Regions from separate parts of the Homo sapiens genome. Here regions 1 and 2 are each linked to region 3. The links are chromatin contacts, found by Hi-C or POLR2A ChIA-PET in ENCODE. All regions are on one chromosome and are shown on one strand. Each heading gives the region's core, a stretch centred on a gene start or an enhancer-like site at or near the end of the contact. The rest is flanking DNA. Distances are from core to core; before and after follow the strand shown. Region 1 holds the start of PSMB8-AS1 (PSMB8 antisense RNA 1). Region 2 holds the start of RNF5 (ring finger protein 5). Region 3 holds the start of PPP1R11 (protein phosphatase 1 regulatory inhibitor subunit 11).

The links. A loop is a pair of places that touch in the nucleus more often than their neighbours do. ChIA-PET counts read pairs that join two places held with the same protein, here RNA polymerase II (POLR2A). Pooled maps may share reads with other maps.
Region 1: a map of CD4-positive, alpha-beta T cell shows a loop between it and region 3 (5-fold over the local background). The contact joins the promoter of PSMB8-AS1 here to the promoter of PPP1R11 in region 3. A Hi-C loop is called at or near these places in 2 of 168 maps with a recorded cell type or tissue (CD4-positive, alpha-beta T cell and naive thymus-derived CD4-positive, alpha-beta T cell) and 10 of 50 pooled maps. POLR2A ChIA-PET finds 5 or more read pairs at or near these places in 2 of 52 experiments (CD4-positive, alpha-beta T cell and CD4-positive, alpha-beta memory T cell).
Region 2: a loop to region 3 is called in a map of CD8-positive, alpha-beta T cell, with 8 times the contacts of the local background. The contact joins the promoter of RNF5 here to the promoter of PPP1R11 in region 3. A Hi-C loop is called at or near these places in 2 of 168 maps with a recorded cell type or tissue (CD8-positive, alpha-beta T cell and naive thymus-derived CD4-positive, alpha-beta T cell) and 11 of 50 pooled maps.

What each region holds. Positions count from the first base shown.
Region 1 is chr6:32,842,836-32,845,535 of GRCh38, reverse strand. It overlaps PSMB8-AS1 (PSMB8 antisense RNA 1), which reads right to left and starts at 1,450. Exons shown (of 2, transcript NR_037176.1): 1 at 1,262-1,450; 2 at 1-118. It overlaps PSMB8 (proteasome 20S subunit beta 8), which reads left to right and starts at 1,489. Exons shown (of 6, transcript NM_148919.4): 1 at 1,489-1,686; 2 at 2,447-2,594. The coding sequence starts at 1,540. TAP1 (transporter 1, ATP binding cassette subfamily B member) reads left to right here. Exons shown (of 11, transcript NM_000593.6): 11 at 1-327.
Region 2 is chr6:32,176,955-32,179,654 of GRCh38, reverse strand. RNF5 (ring finger protein 5) reads right to left here and starts at 1,250. Exons shown (of 6, transcript NM_006913.4): 1 at 1,004-1,250; 2 at 96-114; 3 at 1-4. The coding sequence starts at 1,143. It also overlaps a transcript of AGPAT1 not described here. RefSeq lists an enhancer at 962-1,490.
Region 3 is chr6:30,065,851-30,068,550 of GRCh38, reverse strand. PPP1R11 (protein phosphatase 1 regulatory inhibitor subunit 11) reads right to left here and starts at 1,353. Exons shown (of 3, transcript NM_021959.3): 1 at 1,072-1,353. The coding sequence starts at 1,140.

The sequences.
Region 1 (2,700 bases), core at 201-2,700, 2.8 Mb before region 3:
CTCTCTGTGGTGGAGAACCACAGCTGCAGAGTAGGCAGCTGCCTCCAGGATGAGTTACTTGAAATTTGCCTTGAGTGTGTTACCTCCTTTCCAAGCTCCTCGTGATAATGCAGACTTCCTGGAGTACAAACACAGGATTTGTAATTCCTTACTGTAACGGAGTTTAGAGCCAGGGCTGATGCTTTGGTGTGGCCAGCACTCTGAAACTGAGAAATGTTCAGAATGTACGGAAAGATGATCAGCTATTTTCAACATAACTGAAGGCATATGCTGGCCCATAAACACCCTGTAGGTTCTTGATATTTATAATAAAATTGGTGTTTTGTACTGTGGTTTCTTATGTTTCCGGCACACCAAACGGCCCACTGCCTTTTGCAGCGCACTTTTCAGCTGCGGATGTCTCCTCTTTTATCATCCTCAATGTTTTACCCCCTAACTGCATCACCTTTTCCCTTAAGCTTTTTAATTCCTATGAGGCCCCTTCCACTTCCCCTATCCCCTTAGGCCCACCCCCAAGAATGTGCAAGACCCCAGCCACAGGGCCCATCAGGGCACTAGCGGCCGCAGCTCAGAGCCGTGGCCTCTCCGAAGTGGCAGATGGGGCGGGCGCGGCCAGAGCAAGTGCCAGGCGGGAACAGAGGGACTGGGCGCGCCTCACAACTCACCACCTCGCCCGCTGGTCCTTCCTGGCTCGCCTGGCTCTGAAGCTGCACCTGGAGGGGAAACCTCAGAACAGTAGGCGGGATTGCCTAGTAAATATCTCCCATTCAGGGAGGCCCAGGTCGTGTGACGTCGACAGTTGCTGGGTAGATGAGGCCAACACAGGTTGCAAGAAGAGGCGGGGTTTAGAGGCGTGAAACTCCGCAGTGCTCAGCCAAGCAGGGAGCAACGCTAGGAAGGGCGGGCAGAAAGGGCACGCTCTTGTGGGTGACTACAGGTTAGGAGACCGTTGAACCTGGAGGGGCCCTAGGATGGACCCCGTGGAAAGATTCAGAGACTGCGCCCTCTCCCTGGCGCCGCCTTCCCCTACACGCGGCGGGTATATTCTGTTGCAGTTGGCCCAGGACCTGTTTCCAAGACTCTGCCCCCTCGCACTTCCGTCCCTCCTGGTTTTGTAAAGTGATGCTCATAGGAACCCCCACCCCGCGTGACACTACTCCCAGCTCCTGGCTGACTTCTAGTCTTCTGGTTGAAGCTGCGCCTTTAGATGACACGACCCTACCCACCCCTGTTTCCAGCGGATGCCCGGGCCTGGAGGTACCTCTTACTGTAACCCATCGCCAAGTGGGCTTTTGAAGGCGCCTGTTCCTTTCTCGCTTTCTTCGGAAGACCCTTGACCCATCATTCCCCCGACCCCCATAACGGGAGAGCAGAGAAGCCGGTCCCCAGTGTGATGGTCCTGGTCCAGGCACTAACTGTCCTTTTCTCGGAAAAGGCAGGGGGATGTGGAAAAGAGTCTTGTTCCCTCCCCTTCGATCTGTGGCTTTCGCTTTCACTTCCTCCTCCGAGAGCGGACAGATCTCTGGGTGCTGGGCGGTCATGGCGCTACTAGATGTATGCGGAGCCCCCCGAGGGCAGCGGCCGGAATCGGCTCTCCCGGTTGCGGGAAGCGGGCGTCGCTCGGACCCAGGACACTACAGTTTCTCTATGCGATCTCCAGAGCTCGCTTTACCCCGGGGAATGCAGGTCGGGGCAGTAGGGAAGCCCCTAGGGATGCAGGGAGGCGGGCGCTGAGGAGTGGAGGGTCGCCTGAGAGGAGGAGGCGAGAGCGGGAGCGCGGGGTACAGGGTCGGGGGTAGCCTTCAGTCCCGGAGAGCGCCAGACCCAAAGAAGAGGCCACATGGGGATGGGGCCTGAGAGGAGGAAGTGCAAGTTAGGACAAAGAGTTACAGGTGAGGTGGGGGCTCCCAAAGGAAGACAAGAGAACTTTCCTGCCCTTGTCCACACACAAATGGTGGAGCCTTTTTCATGGGGTTATCACATGATATAGGAGGTGTGTGGTGTCTTGGGAAACCTATGAAATTTGCCTGCTGGCCTCCTCTCAGCAACTCACTGTTGCGCGACTTAGAACAAGTCACTTAGTCTAGGTCCCAAGCCCCTCTTCTGTAAAGTGAGGATACTGTTACTAAACGTGTTTTGTGAGGGTTGAATGCTTTATGCATGGAAGAAACCCTTTAAGTCACTCTCAAAATTTTTTAGTAATGGTAACATGTGCTTGCTTTCATTTCTGTTGTGCTGGAAAATGGAAAAGGTTGATACTGGCATGCCTCTTCTTTTCCTTCTCCCAAGCCATTTCCTTCTAGAGATTGGTTATTAACTGTTTCATTTATTGATGGTTAGATCATTTCTGCATATCTCCTCACCCTCATACTCCCTAAAACCTTTTCCTGGAGCCTCTTACTACAGAATTTTTCATTGCCTTTCTCAACCTCTTTTCTCTTATCAGCCCACAGAATTCTTCCAGTCCCTGGGTGGGGACGGAGAAAGGAACGTTCAGATTGAGATGGCCCATGGCACCACCACGCTCGCCTTCAAGTTCCAGCATGGAGTGATTGCAGCAGTGGATTCTCGGGCCTCAGCTGGGTCCTACATTAGTGAGTGTATACGCTCCAGCAGGCAGAATCTGGGGAGCTGGGCTCTCCTTTCCACAGGAGGCCAACTCTGCAACAAAGTGGAAGTGGATATTGATTTAGGACACAC
Region 2 (2,700 bases), core at 1-2,500, 2.1 Mb before region 3:
GCCACTGGGGAGAAAAAAGGTGGTTTCCAGTATACAAGAGGGTCTTACAGCTCCTCAGACCTCCCCATTTCCCTCTTCATCTCCTGAGTACGCACCTGATGAAGACATGGCCAACTGGATGGGGGAGAAAAAAAAAAAAAGGTCAAACTAGCTACAGAAAAGAGAGACACAGACCCTAGACTTCGCAGAATCCCATCTAACCCCTCTTCCCAAGCAACCTGCTGTTGCTTTTCAGATTTTCTGCAACCTCTACCATGCCAGCCAACTTAGTTAGCCTTCCTGCTTGTCTGATCTTCCAACACCTAAAGCTCTGTCCATCCTCAACACACTCAACCCTCTCCTTTCTCCTCTCCCCAACAAACACATACAAATTTTCGTGCCCTCTCTTTTCTGCCTTTCAAGTTAATTTCTAATTTCCTTCAGCCACCTCTTTCTGGGTCTCCTCTTTTCAACCCCAACCCCATCACTCCAAACCAAACCCCTTTACTAGCACATTCCCCCATTACTCACTTTCAAGCTCAATAATGTCCCTATCTTTATGACCCTTTAACCTTTCAAGTCTGCCTCTCCACAGTGCCCTTATACCAGCCCCCTCCCAGATCTCATCTGAATGTGATCCATATTTCCTGGTTCTCCCCGACTCAACTGATGCGTGCCTCCCTTAACCTTTGTGTCTCACTTGTTTCCACCTGCACAGCTAAGACCCCTCACTTCTCTGGGGTAAGGTGGCTCGGGTCTCACATTGTCCTGCCACTCCCCGCCCCACCTTCTCTTCTCAGCACATCACGTGCCTCAGCTCCTGGTTCCTAAGACCTTTCTTTCCACAGATCTCGACCGTTATACTCCCACCCACACATACCAGCAAAGTCTTATGTCTCCTGTCGGGCTTCACCTATGGGAACGTGCCCTCCGATTATCTGTATGACTGTATGATTATTCGCTCCTAGCCTCTCCAGTATATAAGCGAGACCCACCACCTCCCGCCCCCCTCCTCGATTCTCACCAGTACAGGTGGCCACACACACTGACCACAGCTTCCCGAGCAGTCTCCAAACATATATTACATTCGAAGGTCGCGCCCGCCCCGCCCCGCTCGCGATTTGGCCCTTCGGGGCCCCCGTCCTCCTCCTCCGCTGCTGCCATGGCCGGTTTTGTTTCGCCCCACGTACCCTTCAGTCCCCCCAAATACACATACACACGCCCCAACAAACCAGAAACCACCTCCTGCCCACGATCGTTGGGCAGGCTTCAAGGTTTCCTAATCACTATTGGTCTGAATGCCTGCCAGTCACAAAGAATTCAAAAGAAAGGATTGGCCCAAAGGGTAGGGGCGGGAAAAGGTTAGTGCAGTCCTGCCTTCGCACAATGGCTATTGGCTGATACGGTCTAAGTCAATGTGCAATGCCAAGGGATTGGTAATAACTCGCTACACGCTGTCGCCTGGCCAAGGAGGGCTTTATTCGTCTGAGTAGTTGTCAGTCATAACCAAAGCCATAAGCAATTTGCTCGGGACTACCTATAGACCTCGCCCACTATAAGCCCCTTTCTTTCCTTCGCTTCCTCTTTTAGAGAATGTCCGGATTGCTATTGGACTTTGGAGCGTATGGCTCCAAATCAACTCATTGGCTAAAACTTGACGGAAAATGGTGGTTAGGTAAAACGCGCCTGCGCAGCACGCGGCGGGACGGGGGTGGGCCAATCCTGTGAGGGTTTAACCTTCTCTTTTTCCACCTCTTCACCCCTATCTTGTCGCCATGGTGACTGCTCTACAATTGGCGAGGCTTGCACTTCAAAGTCCTAGGCTCGCTTCATCCGGGTCCTTCAGCTGTGGACTTTCTGCTGATTGGGCCTTTTCCTTTTCCCCTGATTGGCCGACATCGGGAAAGACGGCGAAGAGCTAGGAAAAGAGGGAAAACACTAGGGTCGCAGGGTTCAAAATGGCTCCAACCTCCTTTGGTGACGTAGAGAGCAGAACTTGGGTCTGCCCCTCCCTTTTAGTTAAGGGAGCAGAACTGGGATTAGCCCGACGTTTGGATAGTGGGAACATCGATCTGCGGCGCTGGTGTTAACCCAACTCATTCGGCTGGACGACTCAGCCCTCCCCATATTAGGTGATTTACAGAGCAAAACTGAACTAAAGGCCCACCCCTTTCTTAATGTTGTACACAGAGTAGAACAGGATTGACTTCAACTCCGTTTTAAACCTTCAGAGCAGGAAAGCTCTGGGCTCAACCCCTTTGTGAGTGGTGCAAAAGGGACAAAGCCCGCCCCTTTTAAGGAGACCCGCGGAGGCTAGACCCGCCCTTTCCTCTTTATAATTTGCCCATCAGAAATAGGGTCTTCTTCCCAGGTTGGACCCCGGGGAGTTTGGGCTTTTCCTACAATCACTGACCCTCACTGTGACTAAAGGAGCAGAATTAGGTAACAGTCCTCCCACTACCAATCCTCTTCCCGAGGGCATGTAAACTAATGCAGGGTAAAGGTGTGGCTAGAGGGGGGACCTTGATAAAAGATCCCATGTGACTCAAGAGTAAGGAAAGATGAGAAGTTAGCAGTTGCGTAAAGAAGGACTGGGGCAGATGAGGATTCAGGAAGCTTGAGGTTTAGGAAGGAAGATATTGAGAGGGAAAGGTGGAAATGAAGGAGAGTGAAGTGATGGAATGATCCTAGTAAAGGGATAATGGGAGTGGAGGAAGAGAA
Region 3 (2,700 bases), core at 104-2,603:
TTACTAACCTTTCCCACTCCCTCCCAGGGAACCTCCTCTCTTTTCTTCTTTAGCTCAATCAGTACCATAGGCATAGCACCAGAGGAGCTGACAGAAGATAAAACAGAACAGGTCTTTTACCTCAGATAGTCCCTTGAGGAATAAGTATTATTTCCTGTTCTTATACCACCAGTATAAGAGAAGACACAATTCCTAACCTAGGAAAGGTCCCAGCAACTCTTCAAAGGAAAATATAATCCTTGCTGTTTCTCCGTCTTCCTCCCCAAATCATCCTTGGTAGTATTAATACATGAAAATTATTTTTCAGTCCCCAGCACCTAATCTTTGATCTCCCTTCCTTTTTCCAGATCCCCTATTCTTTTTCTCTTAAAAAAACAAACAAAACCTCTCTCATTCTCAAGCTCCAGCCCTCCCTACCTCTTATCCACCTATTCTCTGGCATCCTGGCATCTCTAGTAGCAAGTATTACTAATCTATTAATTACTAAACTTCCTTTAATCCAAGAGTATTAAGCCCAATGCAACCTTCTCCCTTTGAAGGCAACTTAACATGTTTTTGGATAAATACTTCTTGTTTCTCCATTTACATCTTTGCTCTCTGATTTCTCAAAATACCTCTTTTCATCTCCTTTTCTTGTTTCCTCATTCCTGCCACTTCCTTTTACATTCATCCATTCAATAAATATTTATTCGAATATCAATATTGATAATATTGATAAGTTGGCCTCCAACCATGCTTTCTTACACTACCTTTGATTTCCTCCCAACATCTTCCTGGCTCCTTAATCCTCAATTTCCCTTTCGTTTATTACTTACACACATAACCACCCCAAGCAGCAACACCTATATCCTAACTGTACCTCCCTATTACAAGTTCCTTGACCTGCCTCCTGCACCATCTCTGCCACTCCAAATAGCTCCAATACCTTCCGATTCTCCCAGCCCTAGATATTCAACCCCACACCTCCCATATCCCTAGGCCTAGCTCCTCCAACAACTCTTCTAATCCCTGTCCCCTCCCTCCCAGTATCTCCCAGACCCCTAAACAGCACCGCCCCCCCGCCTTTCTCACGGGCTCGGTTGTCACGGTAACCGTTGTCTCAGTGACGGTCTCGCTCAGCCCAGCCCCTGCCTCGGCCATGGCTAAGGCTCAGGACAGGGAGGAGAGGAGGAAGGGGGATGAGACACCCTTCCCTTTTTCTGTCGCTGAGGTCTAAGAGAAGCGGTATCGGATTCAGAGTGGTAGCCAGGATCCTCCACCTTCTTTATTCCCCCTCCTCCTGGGCCTCCGCTTCTCCACCCCTGGGGATAACCTGGCTAACCCCACTTCCGGCTCGCCGCTTCCGGGTGTGACGCATACTGCAGTCCCCCTTTTTCCCTTCCACGGCACCAAATGCGTCAAAGCGCAGGCGTCGCTGGATTAGTTCCGCCGTAACGTGACAGCGCGCAGGCGCTGAAAGAAAGAGAAACAAATTTGGCGGAAGGGGTGTCACTGCGGGTGTGGGTGGAGGAGGGAGAGTCTGGGGCAGCACGCGTACTCACAGCCTAGAGGAAGCAGGAGGGGCGCCCAGATGGGTATTGCCGGGCCAGACGCTGCAGAGTGGGTGTGGCGAGGGCGGAGTTGTGTGCACCAAGCTGAGTCCTGCTGCAGATTTCCGTTTGCCTTGTCTGGGTAGGTGGACCGGCGAGGAAGCTTAAGGAGCAATAGTAATGACCCTACCGTGGCCTATTTCCCTTTCCTTGTTTGGTCTGGGTTTCTCTAAAGAAAACGGGAAGTGGGAGCAGTTGGAAACACACTTAAGAGTCAAGCGATGTGGTTCTACCCCTCGCCCTGTGCCTGTAGGTGTTTGAGCAGTTCAGTTTAGTGCACGTTCAACGTCAGTTTTTTTCAGTCACTGTGCTACGCCTTGAAGATGGAGGCGCGTAAGACGCTCAGACCCTGCCTTTTAGCTCTAGTAGGAAAGACAGGCATGCTGAAAACTAACAAAAATATGAAACACTGGGGCATTAACAAATGCCATGTCTGATTTGTAAATCTGAATGTAGTTACATACTGCCAACATATTCGTTCTCTCTGGGGTGATGAGTAGGATGAAGCAGAGAAATGGTCGTAAATTACAGTATAGGCTATTTTATAAAAATATATGCACGTTTCTTAGAGAGCAAAAGAAAGTGGTAAAACAAGAACCAGGAAGGCCGACAAGTAGGTTTTTTTAGAAGAGCAGCTTAAAAAGTTGTAGATGTGTGCACTACAGGAAATGGAGTTTTGTACCGCTTGGATCTGAGGGAGTGCCAGATGAAGCTTGACAGGTAGGCAGTGGTTATATGGAAGAACCTGTATGCTTTGCTAAGAAATTAAGCTTAATCCAATCACTGTTATGGGCCAGAGAAAGGCTTAAAGTAGGGTAGAAACATGAACAGGTTTGTTTCAGATTTCAGGAGTGGGTCAGGAAAGTCAACTGCCAGAACAGTTCAAACGTACAGTGGGGAAGACTGCCCTGCCCATTCTCCAGGTTGCTGTGGGGGTCAAACAAGATAGCTATGTTTGAGAGCTCTGAATATATATAAAGGGCCACACAATTATATGATAATTATTACAGTAACCCCTTGATCACTATTTGAGCCAAGGAATGCGGGACCTGAGTATGCATTTGTTCCCCTTGAAAGTTTTTAGTTCAAACAGAAAAAAGCAAGATATAGT